Regions from separate parts of the Mus musculus genome. Here region 1 is linked to region 2. A link is a contact called in ENCODE Hi-C or POLR2A ChIA-PET data. All regions are on one chromosome and are shown on one strand. Each heading gives the region's core, a stretch centred on a gene start or an enhancer-like site at or near the end of the contact. The rest is flanking DNA. Distances are from core to core; before and after follow the strand shown.

Evidence for each region. Hi-C counts contacts between places; a loop is a spot of excess contacts on that map. ChIA-PET counts read pairs that join two places held with the same protein, here RNA polymerase II (POLR2A).
Region 1: a loop to region 2 is called in a map of left cerebral cortex, with 8 times the contacts of the local background. The contact joins the enhancer-like site here to the promoter of Camk2g in region 2. A Hi-C loop is called at or near these places in 5 of 37 maps with a recorded cell type or tissue (Patski, heart and left cerebral cortex). POLR2A ChIA-PET finds 5 or more read pairs at or near these places in 4 of 5 experiments (Patski and embryonic stem cell).

Annotation. Positions count from the first base shown.
Region 1 is chr14:20,827,458-20,834,081 of GRCm38, forward strand. No RefSeq gene overlaps it. Among named protein-coding and RNA genes, the nearest start is that of Plau, 5.9 kb to the right of the region's middle. Within about 2 kb of position 4,302, at least 1 of the 3 ENCODE cell types and tissues checked has a DNase peak (open chromatin) inside an H3K27ac peak, as active enhancers do; it is left cerebral cortex, where a contact is called at or near this core.
Region 2 is chr14:20,792,606-20,799,483 of GRCm38, forward strand. It overlaps Camk2g (calcium/calmodulin-dependent protein kinase II gamma), which reads right to left and starts at 1,483. Exons shown (of 21, transcript NM_001360186.1): 1 at 1,296-1,483; 2 at 1-8. The coding sequence starts at 1,360. It overlaps Gm30108 (predicted gene, 30108), which reads left to right and starts at 1,634. Exons shown (of 2, transcript NR_153779.1): 1 at 1,634-1,855; 2 at 3,729-3,949.

The sequences.
Region 1 (6,624 bases), core at 3,052-5,551, 38 kb after region 2:
ATTTTTTTTTCTCTCTTTTGGTCTGTCTGTGGAAAAGTCCATTTAGCCATCCACTTGGCACACTCGTAAAGTGATCACTGGGAATCTTTTAAAGGGCCCAAGTTCAAAAGTGCTGAAGCAATGAACTTCCTGATTTTTAGAAAAGTCGCCTCAGGGTGGCTTGGTTGGCACTGGGGTGTCCAACCCTTCCCTGATTCATCCGTACGGAAAGCGCTGCTCATAGGTCTGCTGGGCAGCTCTGGCCTTCCCCCATTTAAGTGGCCTCCAAGCCAAAGGGTGTGGCTTCAGTGGAAGTAGCACTAGATACAAACTCCCAGAGGTAGGGTGGGGTGGACATACCAATACAAATAAAGTAAAATTCCCTAGACATGCATTGGCATATTAGGAAAATACCATTTTTCCAGGGCTTGTTTGGTCTTGAGAATCCCCCAATAAGCCTACTAAAACGAAGATACATAGGTGTCTATCTAATGAGTTCGAATTTTCAAGGTTAAACTGAAAATCTATAGTTTTTAGACTTTCAAGCCAGGTTGTTTTCATGTACAGACCTGATGTGTGAGCATAGTATTGAGGGGTATTCATTATTTTGGTTACCAGGCACTTATCCAACAAGCCTTTTTTTTTTTTTTTTTAATTTTGGCTTGGGAGGAGGGGCTAAAAAGACTATCATAGCAATTATCAAGTCAGGCTTTGGGGACTAGAGCTGTATACTGCTCAGTGGCACAGCTCTCTTGCCTACTGTAATCAAGCTCCTGGGCTCCTTAGCACTGCCAAAACAAAGCACCAACAAACTCCCAGGCTTTCTGGCAAGAAACCTGGGTCTGACCTGCCTGGAAACGACTGTAGGATTTTGAGCAAGTTATTCAGCCTCTCAGAACCTCTTTTTCTTTAACTGAGAAGTGGAGACGATACTGTATCTTCCTCACTGAGGATTGAGTCATGCATATAGAACTTAGTCCAGTGCCTATAAACAACAACAACAGCAACAAAAGTGCTCTGTAAATAGGGGCTGCTGATATTTCCACACACACACACAAGTCCAACCGTGTGCATCCTCAGATGTAAACATGGTTAAGAAGACCTCATGAGAGAGGGAGATTAGGAAAGATGGTTCAGAAATCTACACATGTATGAAAGTACAGCCACAGGATCCAGTGACCTGTTTCTGCCTAGACCCAGAAGACACATCTGTGGCTGCTTATATTAAACAAAAGGAAGAACATGTTCATCAAAGCCTGTCTCTACTGAACAGCAGGAACCAAAGCAGACGGGACGCTGACATCTGGGACTTTCCTGGGTGCCATCATGGGTTTGAAGTAAAAATTGCATGGACTGGGCCTGCTGCTGAACACCTGTAATCCTAGCATCTGTGGAGGTAGATGCAGAATCAGGAGTTCAAAACCATCCTCAGCTACATAACAAGTTCTGGGTCACAACTGGGCTACATGAGCCGAACAAAACCAAACAACCACAAAAAGCAGGATGTTCCCCCCATATAAGGACAAATACCTGCCCTAACGAGTCAGACTTACTACAGACTGACTAGGACACTGTCTTAGTGTTTCCCAAGCCCTATAATTAGCCAAGTCTGAATGGGGGCACCGGCTCTATTGTTTATCTACAGTGTGGCCTTGGGAACTTGTTCGAACTTGTGTTTCTCAGTTTTAACTATAAGATGATCACATTGATAGTTCTTTCTTTAAAGAACACTGTTAAGGATTTTGTTGTTTTATTGCTGTTGTTTATCTTTTTCTCTTTTCAAGATAGGATTTTCTGTGTAGTTCTGGCTGTCTTGGAACTTACTCTGTACATCAGACTGACCTCAAACTCAGAGTTCTGCCTGCCTCTGCCTCCTGAGTGCTTAGATTAAAGATGTGAGCCGTCACAGTCCAGTTATACTGTTAAGGCTTTAAAAGCAAATATCATACAATTAACTTTATTTATTAGCTATCTTTTACATTTTAATTTTTTTGTAATGTTATCCAGGCTGGTGTTGGATTTTTGGGTCACTGTACCTGGCTTTGTTATCCCTTTAACCGGGACAGATTATAAAATCCCCTTGAAAAACACGGGCCTTCGCCTTCTTTTTTCTTGTTTCTGCCACACTGCCATAATCACTGCCCCCAGAGTAAGGAAGGAACAGTCTGCCCATGCAATTATCCACATCCTGTTCCTCTCAACTGTGCCCCTGTTTCCCCGGGTCCCTGCTCTGTGTGTGTGTGTGCGCGCGCGCGTGTGCACACATACACACACTCTTTCTGTTTGCACAGGTGTCCATGCATTCTCCCAAACCTTCCTCAGAGGTTTGTCTGATTGATGTCCATAACTGCATGGGGAAACGGAGCATTTTCTGCAGGTGGACAGGGCAGACAAAGGCATTGAGGGTGGACAGGGAGAAAGGAAGGAAGGAAGGAAGGAGGTGAGGAGCCGGAATAGGAGAGAGGGTGGAAATGTGTCATGAGGTTCCTCAAAATCTGCAAGTTATGAATCTCATTGTCAGTGAATGACCTCTGGTGATTCACTTCCTTTTATTAGCTGCTCCTCCATCGGTGTCATGAAGGGGGATGCTTTCATTTTCCTTAAGTAAATGACCACATACAGAATCTAGTTTGAGAGAGCCATGAAAACATACATCATATAGGCTACAGATGTTATCCTGATTTTCTTCAGAACAAGACTGCCTAGCAGTTCAGCTCATAGCTGAACACATTTCCCTAAGTAAGACTGACTTCTTGACAGTTTTCAGCCAACCCAGCAGTTTCTCATTTCCTCTTTGAGCCTTTTCTCTAGAGTACGTCCTTAGTTTCCTCTTTTTTTTTTTTAAGTTCTATTTTTTTTAAAGATTTATTTATTTATTATATGTAAGTACACTGTAGCTGTCTTCAGACACACCAGAAGAGGGAGTCAGATCTCGTTAGGGATGGTTGTGAGCCACCATGTGGTTGCTGGGATTTGAACTCAGGACCTTCGGAAGAGCAGTTGGGTGCTCTTACCTGCTGAGCCATCTCTCCAGCCCCCTTAGTTCCTCTTAAGCATCCGTTGCCACTAAGTTATGCTGACCTGAGTAGTGAGTAGTTGTAGGACAGGAGACTGGAGAGTCTTTTCCTGGAGAGAGATGCAGATTCCAGGAGGTTTGGAAAGTTATAACTAGGGCGCTGGAGAGATGGCTCCGCAGTTATGAGCATTGGGTGTTCTTCCAGAGAAGCCAGGTTCAATTCCCAGCACCCACATGGCAGCTCACAACTGTCTGTAACTCCTGTTCCAGGGAATCTGACATCCTTACACAGAGATATATGCAGTCAAGATACTAATGTACATAAAATAAAAATAAAATTTAAAAATTTTATTAGATTTATTCATTTTATTTTATGTGTGAGAATTTCATTCAAATGTATGTATGTGCATATGTATGTATGTGCATATGTATGTATGTGCATATGTATGTATGTGCATATGCATGTATGTATGTGCATAGTGTTCCTGGTGTTCCTGGAGGTCAGAAGAGGGCTTTGGATCTCTTGGCAGTGGAACTATGGCTAGTTGTGAACTACCACACGGATGCTGGAAAATTGAAGCCAGGTTCTCTTCAAGAGCAACAAGTGTTCTTAACTACTGAACCACCACTCTGGCCCCCCAGTATTCGTGTAGGGTAATACATTTCTGCCTTACTGTGTTTGAATTAGGGACAAAAGAAATTTGGCCAAGGCTCAAGAATTTCATGCAGAAGTCTGAGATAATTGGTTTGAGTATAACTACAAATCAGATCAGAGTCATGAAATAACAAGGACGTTTAGGGAGTCATAGACCGAACATAAACGAGCCAAGTTGACCTGTGCGTTTCTGTGTTATTGACGACATCATGTAACCTCAGGGTTCAGCCCTTGAGTGCTTTGCTTTCCATGAGTAAGGGCACAAATATGTGGCTTCCCTCCACCCCGTCCACAGGCCATTAGGGACCCACTAGCTCCACCACCTCCCCTATCATGTTGCAGGCCCAGACACAGTCAGCTTCACCTTGACCACTAAGCACACAGTAGGACAGGGGAGGGGGCCTTAGACTCAAGGATGTAAGATGATCAATTCCATGGTCTGTTTCCCAAACTGCTGGAGTCTGTTTGCCAATATGTTAGGAAGGAGGTTTAAAAAGAGTTTCATACTGCAAAGAGTCACAGATAAGGGGGGGGGGGTGAGTGGGAGTCAGGAGTGCGGGGGCGAGCAACACATGCAGCTGTCTTTCCCAGCTGCCCAGTTGGTAGGAACTGTGGGCCAAGGACACAGCATCCCCACTTAACTGGAATCCTGCAGCATATTCCAGCATGACCTGGTTTTTTGGACCAAAATGGACAAGCAAAGGAGGGAAGCACTTTAGATAGGAATTGCAGTTTACAAAATCCATCTTTCTGTTTTTAGCACCTGGAACTATACCGGCACATAGTAGTCCTTTCACTACTTAATGTATATAGCTAATGAATGAATGAATGAATGAATGAACACTTTTCCCACATAGGCATGACTTCATCCAATCTCCAAAATGGGACCAGGGCTGTTTCATTTTGCAGATGGGAGAACCAAAGTCAAAAGAGTTAAGTGCCTTGTTTAAAGTCATTCTACTACAATACCATACTGAATGTTCTTAGTATAGCAACCCAAGAATATATCCCATGACTCAACACGAAATTCCTTTTGGACCCAGCTAGTCAGAAAATAGCCTTTAAAGGATAGGCATGATAGCACAGGCTTGTAATCCTAGCACTTAGGAAGTGCAGACTACAGTGAGTTTAAGGTCAGCCTGGGCTACATAAGACCCTATCTTAAAAACTCAAAGCAATGGTTAGCTGCTTTGGGCATGGTAGCACATGCCTTTAACTGGATCTCTGAATCCAAGGCCAGCCTGGTCTATGTAAAGAGTTCCAGGACATCAAGGGCTACATAAAGAGACCCCCATTTCAAACAAAACAGCCAGCCAGACAAAAAACTCAGAACAAACAAACAAGAAACTAAACCAAAACAAAAGCTTTCGGGGCTCATTTCCCTGGATAAAGAAGCCAGGCTAGGTTTAGGCACTGCTCAGTGTGCATCTGCACTCCTGTATCCTCTACCCTTTTATAAACAGAGCCGACAAAAGAGCCCCTCCACTAGTCTATGTCAGCACACCTGACTCAGGAGGTCTGCTCTCCTGAGATACAAAAGCCACTTGGAGTCAGGAAAATAATGAAATCATATGCATTTGCTTTCTTATTTATCACTCTCAACAGAAACTTCAGCCAGTTTAGACCACAAGGGAAGTTCCTGGAATTCAGGCAAGCCAGTAACATGCACAGCGTGGGCATCCTAAGAAAAAAGAAGAAGAAAAAAATGTGTTTCTGGAAGGAAGTCTCCAGAATAGATAGAAAGACTTGAGGCAAACACTGGGCTGGAATATTTTATACCACCTGCCTGAGTATCTTAGTTAACGGGCCTCTCTCTTTACAGCATTCTGCTGCTTTATGGAGACTGTGGGACCCAGAGCCCAGGAGAGAGTACCTAGATGCAAGTGCCGCCATGGGCACACATGAACCATGTTTTCCTTGCAGGCTGTGGAATGAGAATATAATTCCAGTCTACATCATAGGGCAGCTCTGAACTGGAAGAGAAATTGAAGATGTATCTGAAAATGTCTTTAAGACGTATCTATAAGATAGAAATAACAGACAAAAAGGATATAAGCCTATACTAGAGAGAGAGAGAGAGAGAGAGAGAGAGAGAGAGAGAGAGAGAGAGAGAGAGAGAACAATCAAACTTACCTGCCTTGGACTTCCCACATAATCACCTTTTACAATCTAAGCTAATGCAGAGCGTGACCTTAAGCTATGTACTCTTCTCATGCCCAAACTCCGATAACACATATCAATCATTTGTTGAAAACAGCAAATAGAAGTTAAGTAACTTCCTAAAAGCTACCATAAAGGTTGAGCGAAACTATTTATGGATATTGATTGATAAGCAATAATATTTGTTATCTGGTATTTGGAGTCAGTTGGAAGCAGAGACTTAATTCCTTGTTGAACTCTGTTAAAGATTTTGCCAAGTATCCATTCCTTCCCCGTGTGGTGCTTTCTGTACTGTTAAATACGTACATAGTAAAGACATACAAACACCATTCACACATAGAGACATATACAACACACATAGACAGAACAGACAGACACCACTCATACACACAGCTCACACAACAGACAGACACACATAGGGATAGACACAGGGACAAACAAGTTCACAAGACCGCCTTCAGACAGGCACAAATGCAGATTCATGCAACAACAGATGGTCATAAGACATAGTGATCATGAAGTAGAGAATTCAAATTTAGACTTGCTCGTGGTTAGAAGACTGCAAAGGGAAGAAGTGCTTTTATATCTTTATGTCTTTTATATTTATATATTTCCTTAATGCAACACCTATTCATTATAGGTAACTTGGAGTTAGTCACTAATGTGTATAACACACACACACACACACACACACACACACAAAGAGAGAGAGAGCTTCAAAGCTCCCTGTTACTTTTCTCTGTTCTGCATTCACTGATTCACTCACAATTAAGCACCTCTGTGGTTAAGACATGTAGCAAATGATGAGGGAGGG
Region 2 (6,878 bases), core at 233-2,732:
AGGCACCCCTGGAGAGAGAAGGGGGAAAGAACTGGGACACAGCGCCAAGCAAAGTGACACACACATACTTCAGATGAGGACAGCCATGCTCCAACCACCAGACTTGTAGGGACAATCAACAGCTAACTTAAGAATGGTAAGCCCACCCGATGGCCCTAAACAGATGTGGGTGGAGCACCACCTGGCTCCCATCTAGTTCCAACAGCCTCAAACCTCAGACTGGTGGGCGATGCTTCAAATACACACCTGCTGCATCTCACTGATTGCCTTGTGGTCCCAGCAAAGGCAACCAGGAGAGAGAAGAACAGGGAGACCTTGTTCCTCCTCTCAGCAGAAATAATTGAAAGTAGGGAAAAGGAGGGATTAAACAGAAGGTATGGTTTCCTGAGAAATTTCCCTTAAGCCTGGGAGAAAGTGACGCTCAAGATCCGCTCAACTGGCTTAAACCCACAGCATCCCCGCTCAACTGACAGCAGGGAAACAGAGGAAAGACAGCTCTGATTGTGACAGCAGTAACTCCCCTTCCCCGTGCTATTTTCCTGTACGTGACCCGCCAAATGGGCTGCGATCTCGGGCTCTGGAAATATCTAGGGGGGCGGGCAGAGCGGGGGCTGCAGTGGCCAGGCTCTGCACCGCGGGTGGGGGTGGCGGGGACCCGGGCTGCGGCGGCGGCCAGCTCAGTGCGGAGGGGAGGGGGATGCTGCGGCTGCGGCGCACGGCTCCTGGGACCACTGCAGGGATGGGGGGAGGGGCCGGGGGTGCCGCAGCACTGCCCAGCAGCAAGGCTGGGATCCTGGAAGCCGCACTAGCGGGGGGGCGGGGCCCGGCACTAAACATCTCCCCACACCCCGGCACCGCAGCGGGGCTGGAACTGCAGAGCCGGGGAGGGTCCTGAGTGCCGGGCGCGTGGGAACTGGGGGGCCGGTGCTGAGTGGGCTCCGGAGCTGGGTGGGGAGGGGGCGGTGGACAGGCGGGGTCGAGGGAGGGGAGCGTCTGAAGGGTGCGGGAGGGGCGGGGCTGGAAGGCGCCCCGGAGCAGTCCCGGGGCTGCAGTTCCCGCGGCGGCGCCGGGTGCAGCAGCCTGGCAGCTGCTGCAGGGCGCGGAGGGGGCTGCGGGACCGGGAACCCGGGGCTAAGGGGCCCCCGAGGCAGCACGCGGGAAAAGCTGGGGGTGGGGCGGGTCGAGGGGGCGCTGCAGCGGCCGGTGCAGGGCCGGGGGGCGGGGCGAGAAGCCGCAGAGCGCCGGGACGCCTGGACCAGGGTGGGGGGCCGCCGCGCGTGGCGGGTGGGCCGTACTTGCCGAGCTCCTCGAAAAGCTGGTAGTCGTCGGTGAAGCGGGTGCAGGTGGCGGTGGTGGCCATACTGGCGGGCGGACGCGGCGGTGCAGCCCGCGCCGACGTCGGTGCACAGTCACCGCCGCCCGGCCGAGGGAGCAAGAGGAGGAGACGGGGCTGAGCCCGGCAGCACCGCGAGACTTTACCGGAGAGAGCGAGGGAGGGAGGGACACCCCCGCGCCCGCCCGCCGGCCCCGCCCCCAAGCCCCGCTGGCCCCCGCCCCGCCCCCGGGGAGGGGCCTCCCACCGTCGGCCCCGCCCCGCCCCAGGAGCCGCCCGAACTGGGCCCCCTGCACCCGAGGGCCAAGGACGCGGGGTCCCCACTCCCGGCCACCCACTGGGACCGACCGAACTGGAAGACACCTCCTGCGGGCTCCTCCAGGGCGGACCCTGCAAGAGCTCAGGAACCAATGTGTGAAAGTGGTTCTTGAGTGGTGTTGGGTCTGGACCACCGAGGTCTGGGGAGAGGCCCCACACGTGGGTCCCATGACTGCAGCCTGAACCAAGCCGGAAAATGCCAAGGTCAAAGAGCGTATGTGAGACTGTACACTCGAGAGATGCCCCCAGACTGCAGAGCCAGCTGCCCGCAGCCTTCCCCCAGGGTGCCGACACTCTAGATTAGTGCAAGAATCAAGGGCATCATTAAGAAAAAACAAAACCAGAAAACCTTCAGCCGCGGTTTTATCAGCGAAACCAGGCCATGGGGCAAGATGTTTGCTTGCTTTTCTTTCTTTCTTTCTTCCTTCCTTCCTTTCTTTCTTTCTTTCTTTCTTTCTTTCTTTCTTTCTTTCTTTCCATTTATTTGTTTCGTGTGTGTATGCCTGTGGCCCTATGGTTGCCACAGCGCACGTGTGGAGGTCACACAACTTGGGGAGTTGGTTCTCTTTTCACTACATTGGGGGATGGAACTTGGGTAGTCAGGCTTAGCTCACGCATCTTTTTACTCACTGAGCTGTCCTGCGGGCCCGTGTGATGCTTTCCTGCATTCCAGTCTTAGAAATAAATGTTCTCTCCTAGGTCAGTAATAAAAGATAAAAGTAAGAATGTCTTGAAAAGGCTTTGTGCACTAGTGGCTAAAAGCAAAAGATGAAAACATGCTCGTTTTCTTGTGGGCATCCAGTACTTTTATTTATGACACTTTATCACATTTTGTAATGATGTATTTGCAAGTATGAGTGCTAGCACACAGTATTGAGAACTCTTGGATCATACTACCTAGCTCTCGGATGTCTGGAAAATCATTGACCTCAGGCATTCTGCAGTTCATGAAATCTGTCTGGGCCTTATTTGAGAACTGGAAATAATAGTGCAGTATACTTCATAGGGCTGTGAGCATTTACTGGGTTAAATCATGTATAATATTAGAGTAACCCTCAGTACCTTATTCAAACAGTGTTTGCAGCTATTGTGTAGTATTTTTCTTCCCACTAAACTGTGCACTCCAAAGGAACCCCTGGGTACTTCGCTCCAGGCTCAGTGTTCATAGAACGGCTCTGTCTCCAATATTACAACTTTATGGGACAGAGTCAAGTAAAAGCCACTCTGGAGGAGCAATGTGCAGGGCAATTTCCCGATGCCCCCCCCCCCCCCCCCCGCGCAGCTGTACCCCAAGTCAGAGGCCATTCCCCACTGGGCAGAAGGGAGCTCAGCCAACTGCTGCCTCTCAGTCTTGATTACAGCAGGGTGCCCACTGGGAATCCAGCCTCCTCTGTCAGCAGGCCAGTGCTGCCAGGGGAGGCAACTGAGAGGTACTCTGGCCTCCCAAGCTTCAGTGGGGTGGGAAGAGCACAAAGGGAGGACTTACCCCACAGCCCAGGGAGCAAAGTGTGTGTGGGGGGGTGGGGGTTGGAGATTAGGGGGAAGTGGGGGAAGAAAGCCCTGACTGATTACCTGAGAGGAGAGAACCAAGGAAAGAGCTGAGGTGACAGGGGCACTGTGTACTCCACCCTTCCACATGGCAACAGGAAGTTAAGTGGAGGGGACAAGGCCACTTCCTACCTCAAAGCAGCAGGTCCCAAGTCTCAGCCCGGTTGGGTAAGGAGGTTGTAAAATCAGGGATGCCAGTAAGTCTTCATTTTCTCTCATCCATCCTTGCTGCAGAAGCGGCTGCTAGTTGCGCTCCAGAAATGGAGGCAGCAGCCAGCGTGTCATTTTTTCACCAGTGTGCCCTTCCTGAGGGCTGGAGGCAGCTTGGGTCCTGACCTCCAGACGCTGATACTTGAACCTCACATATTCATTAACAGAAGATGGAGTGAGGAGTGGGGAGAGGTCACAAGCATAGACTAGGGGTAAAATGGGGTCTCTTAGGGATACCCTAGGGGGAAAGGTCAAAGCAGGGTTACAACCTGACTGGCCCAACGTGCCTGCTGTGACCCGTTTGTCATCCCGCCTACAGGATCTACACTGGATGCTTCAGGATAACCATCTAAAGCATCGCGTGTCTCTGGGTGAAATGGAAAATGACGTAGGAAAATATTGGGTGAAATCTTGGAAATGACTCATACTACCATGTAAATGGAGCCACCCATTTTTCAACAACTGTTCATCAACTACCTCCTATCTGCTCGTCACTGCCTTTTAGCGGAATGTCCTAATAAAGTGGAGATTTATAATTTATACAATTAGAAGCCTCCATTTTTCTTTTACAGCTCTACCTTGCTCCTGTCTTCCCTCCTTCACACTTTCTCTTGATAGCACAGACCTCTGCCTGCCTAGTGTCCACTCTGGCAGCGTGGAGCCTAGAGACACTTCTGTGTGCTCACACAAACATCCTCACACACACACCCTTCTTAATCCCCATTGCCGTAGCACCCACACAACCTCCAGCTACCTCACAGCAATTAGAGGGACGACACTCACAAATAATAACGAGCTCGCTAGCTCCCTGCGCATCAGTATCTATGGCAACCTCATGGGGTCCACAGACTATGCTGTTCTGGTTGTAACCAGTCCCCTGGGCAGCACTAGCACTCAGGCAGTGCTCAGAGCTCCCGGAACAGTAAACAACACAGGAAATTGATGCCTTGATAATCACCAGAGGTACCCCACTGGGTGGTACCCCTCCCTTGTCCTGATCTTTCGTCTTGAAGCCACTGAAAATTACATATTGCCCCCCTGAATGACATATACTTCCCTCCCTAATTTCGGAATGTGATTTTAGAGCACGTGAGAATACTTACTCTTCCAATCTAAGAAAAACAGAGCAGTTGGAAGTGAGGTCTTTAATTGAAAGGGGAGGCAGGTGCGCTGTCATGCACCTGTAATCACAAGATGGTGACTAGTTTGAGAACAGCCTGGTCTATCTAGTGAGTTCTATGCCAGCCAGGGCCATACAGTGAGACATCATCTCAGAAAAGCCAAATAAATAAATGAATGTAAATGCAAGGGAGATGATGCCATTAAAATCAAAGCATAGTTGCTCACATGTTGGGAGATGTTGTAAATCAATGCTAGGAGAATGAAGTCGGCCGTGTGTTCCTAGGATGCAAGGAGCTCAGTCCATAGGACTCTAAATGCTAAGGATTGCACAGCCATGTTCCAGCTGTATACACATATATGTGCATATGTATGTAAATATAAAGTGTGTATCACCACCACCATCATCATCACCATTAGTATTTGGGTTTTCGAGACAGGATTCCTCTCTGTAGTCCTGTCTGTCCTGGAACTCATTCTATAGAACAGGCTGGCCTCAGACTCAGAGATCTGCCTGCCTCTACGTCCTAAGTGCTGGGATTACTACTACTACTACTACTATTATTATTATTATTATTTAATGTGTATGGGTTTTTGCCTACATGTCTGTGTACTAGATGCGTGCCTAGTATCCTTTGAGGCCAGAAGAGGGAGTCAGAGCCTCTGGAACTGGATAGTTATGAGCCACCATATTGGTGCTGGGAATTAAACCTAGTCCTCTGGAAGAGCAGCAGTCAGTGCTCTTTAACAATTGAGCTGTCTCTTCAGTCCTTGTGTGTAACTCTTGGTCAAAAGGAAGTTTAAAATCTGCTGGACCAGTAGCTTCTCTGAGCCCTTCCAACTTTGTAAGAGTCTAGTACCAGTTTCACAAGAGGCGATAAGATCATGCGTGAGCCCTCTTCAAGGAACTCTGAAAGAATTAAGCGATGGTGGAGCATTTGAAAACTATGAACATGATGTGATAATTCGGATAGGAAAGCCTAAGTAAAAATGAAAGCCGTTAAGACAACCCCCAACTCCGGAGTAAGAGGTGTCCTTGTTCTGGAGGCCACATTGGGAGAGTGGGCTCAGCACTCAGTGCGCATGCTCCCAGACAAGTCACGGGGTGAGATGAGAGTATTACCCCCATCCCTCCACTGACAGCTAGAAAGGGGCTAGGAAACGCAAATGAAACCGACCGCAGAACCCCTTTAAGGGGGAGCCAATATATTTGACGTAAGGGATTGAGTTCCAGAAGATTTGAGTAAAGGGGACTGAGATTTTTTTGGGTGAGAGGCTGAGGTTGTTTGAGGTGGGAGCCGCAGTATGGATGTGAGGAACTGAGGTGTGGGGTAGAGTCTGAGGCACCAGATTGAAAAGCTGAGCTCAGCAGTTTGGTGAGTTGTAAGAACATGTAACGTGTGCAGCCAAGATTTCTGGGTTGCAGAGTCACCCAATGGGAGAGTACTGAGTGTGTGCAAAGCTCTGAGTTCATCCCCAAGGAGAAATAAGAACAAATTCCCTTCCATTGTCTAAACAAGAGGATCAGAGGGCAGTGTAGACTTGCTCTTCTGCTCTCCCGGGTCCTCTGATTCTTGTCCCTTCTGCCGTCCCCTTTTAGACTAGGTGTTCACTGAAGGCAGGAAGTATCTAATTTTTTCCATTAAACGCTCAGCGCCTGGCACTCATTAAATATTTGTGAAATGAATAAAGGATGGGGGTGGGGTGTGGATAAGATACTTGGAGAGGAAGATGAAGCACAGCGGAGAGGTAATAGCGCCTCCTTAGAGGCTAACGAAAGATGCTGAGCCACCAACCACCGCCTGCACTAGCTCTGCTGGACAGGAAGAATGGCATGTGCCGCCCCCTGGTGGCTGGATGTGAGTCACACTAGAGCTTTCAGGGAGATGATGTTACAAGGGACATTCACTATGCATTCTGCATATGCTATATAATTTATGCACTCCCCTGTGAGTACAGAAGCTACCTACTTCATCTTACAGAAGGGGAAGCCTGTAAAAGTAAAATAGGTTGCCCAAAGGCAACAGCTCCTGGAGAAACAGTCAAGATAAAGGCCAACTGAAAGCCAGTCAACAGGAAGAGTGTGTGAAAAACAAAACGTCACGCAGTGGTGGCACACACTTTCAACCCCAGCATTTGGGAGGCAGAGGCAGGCAGATCTCTGTGTTTCAGGACAGCCTGGTCTACAGAGTTAGAACTAGCTCCAGGACAGCCAGGGCTACACAATGAAAGGCCATAGGGATGATTTCATGGGATGTAAATTGAAACCTTAAAGTCAATGTGACCTTAGCTTCAAAGGCACTGTGTCCAGACTTTACTCAGAGGTCAAATCTATCCACCCACCCACACA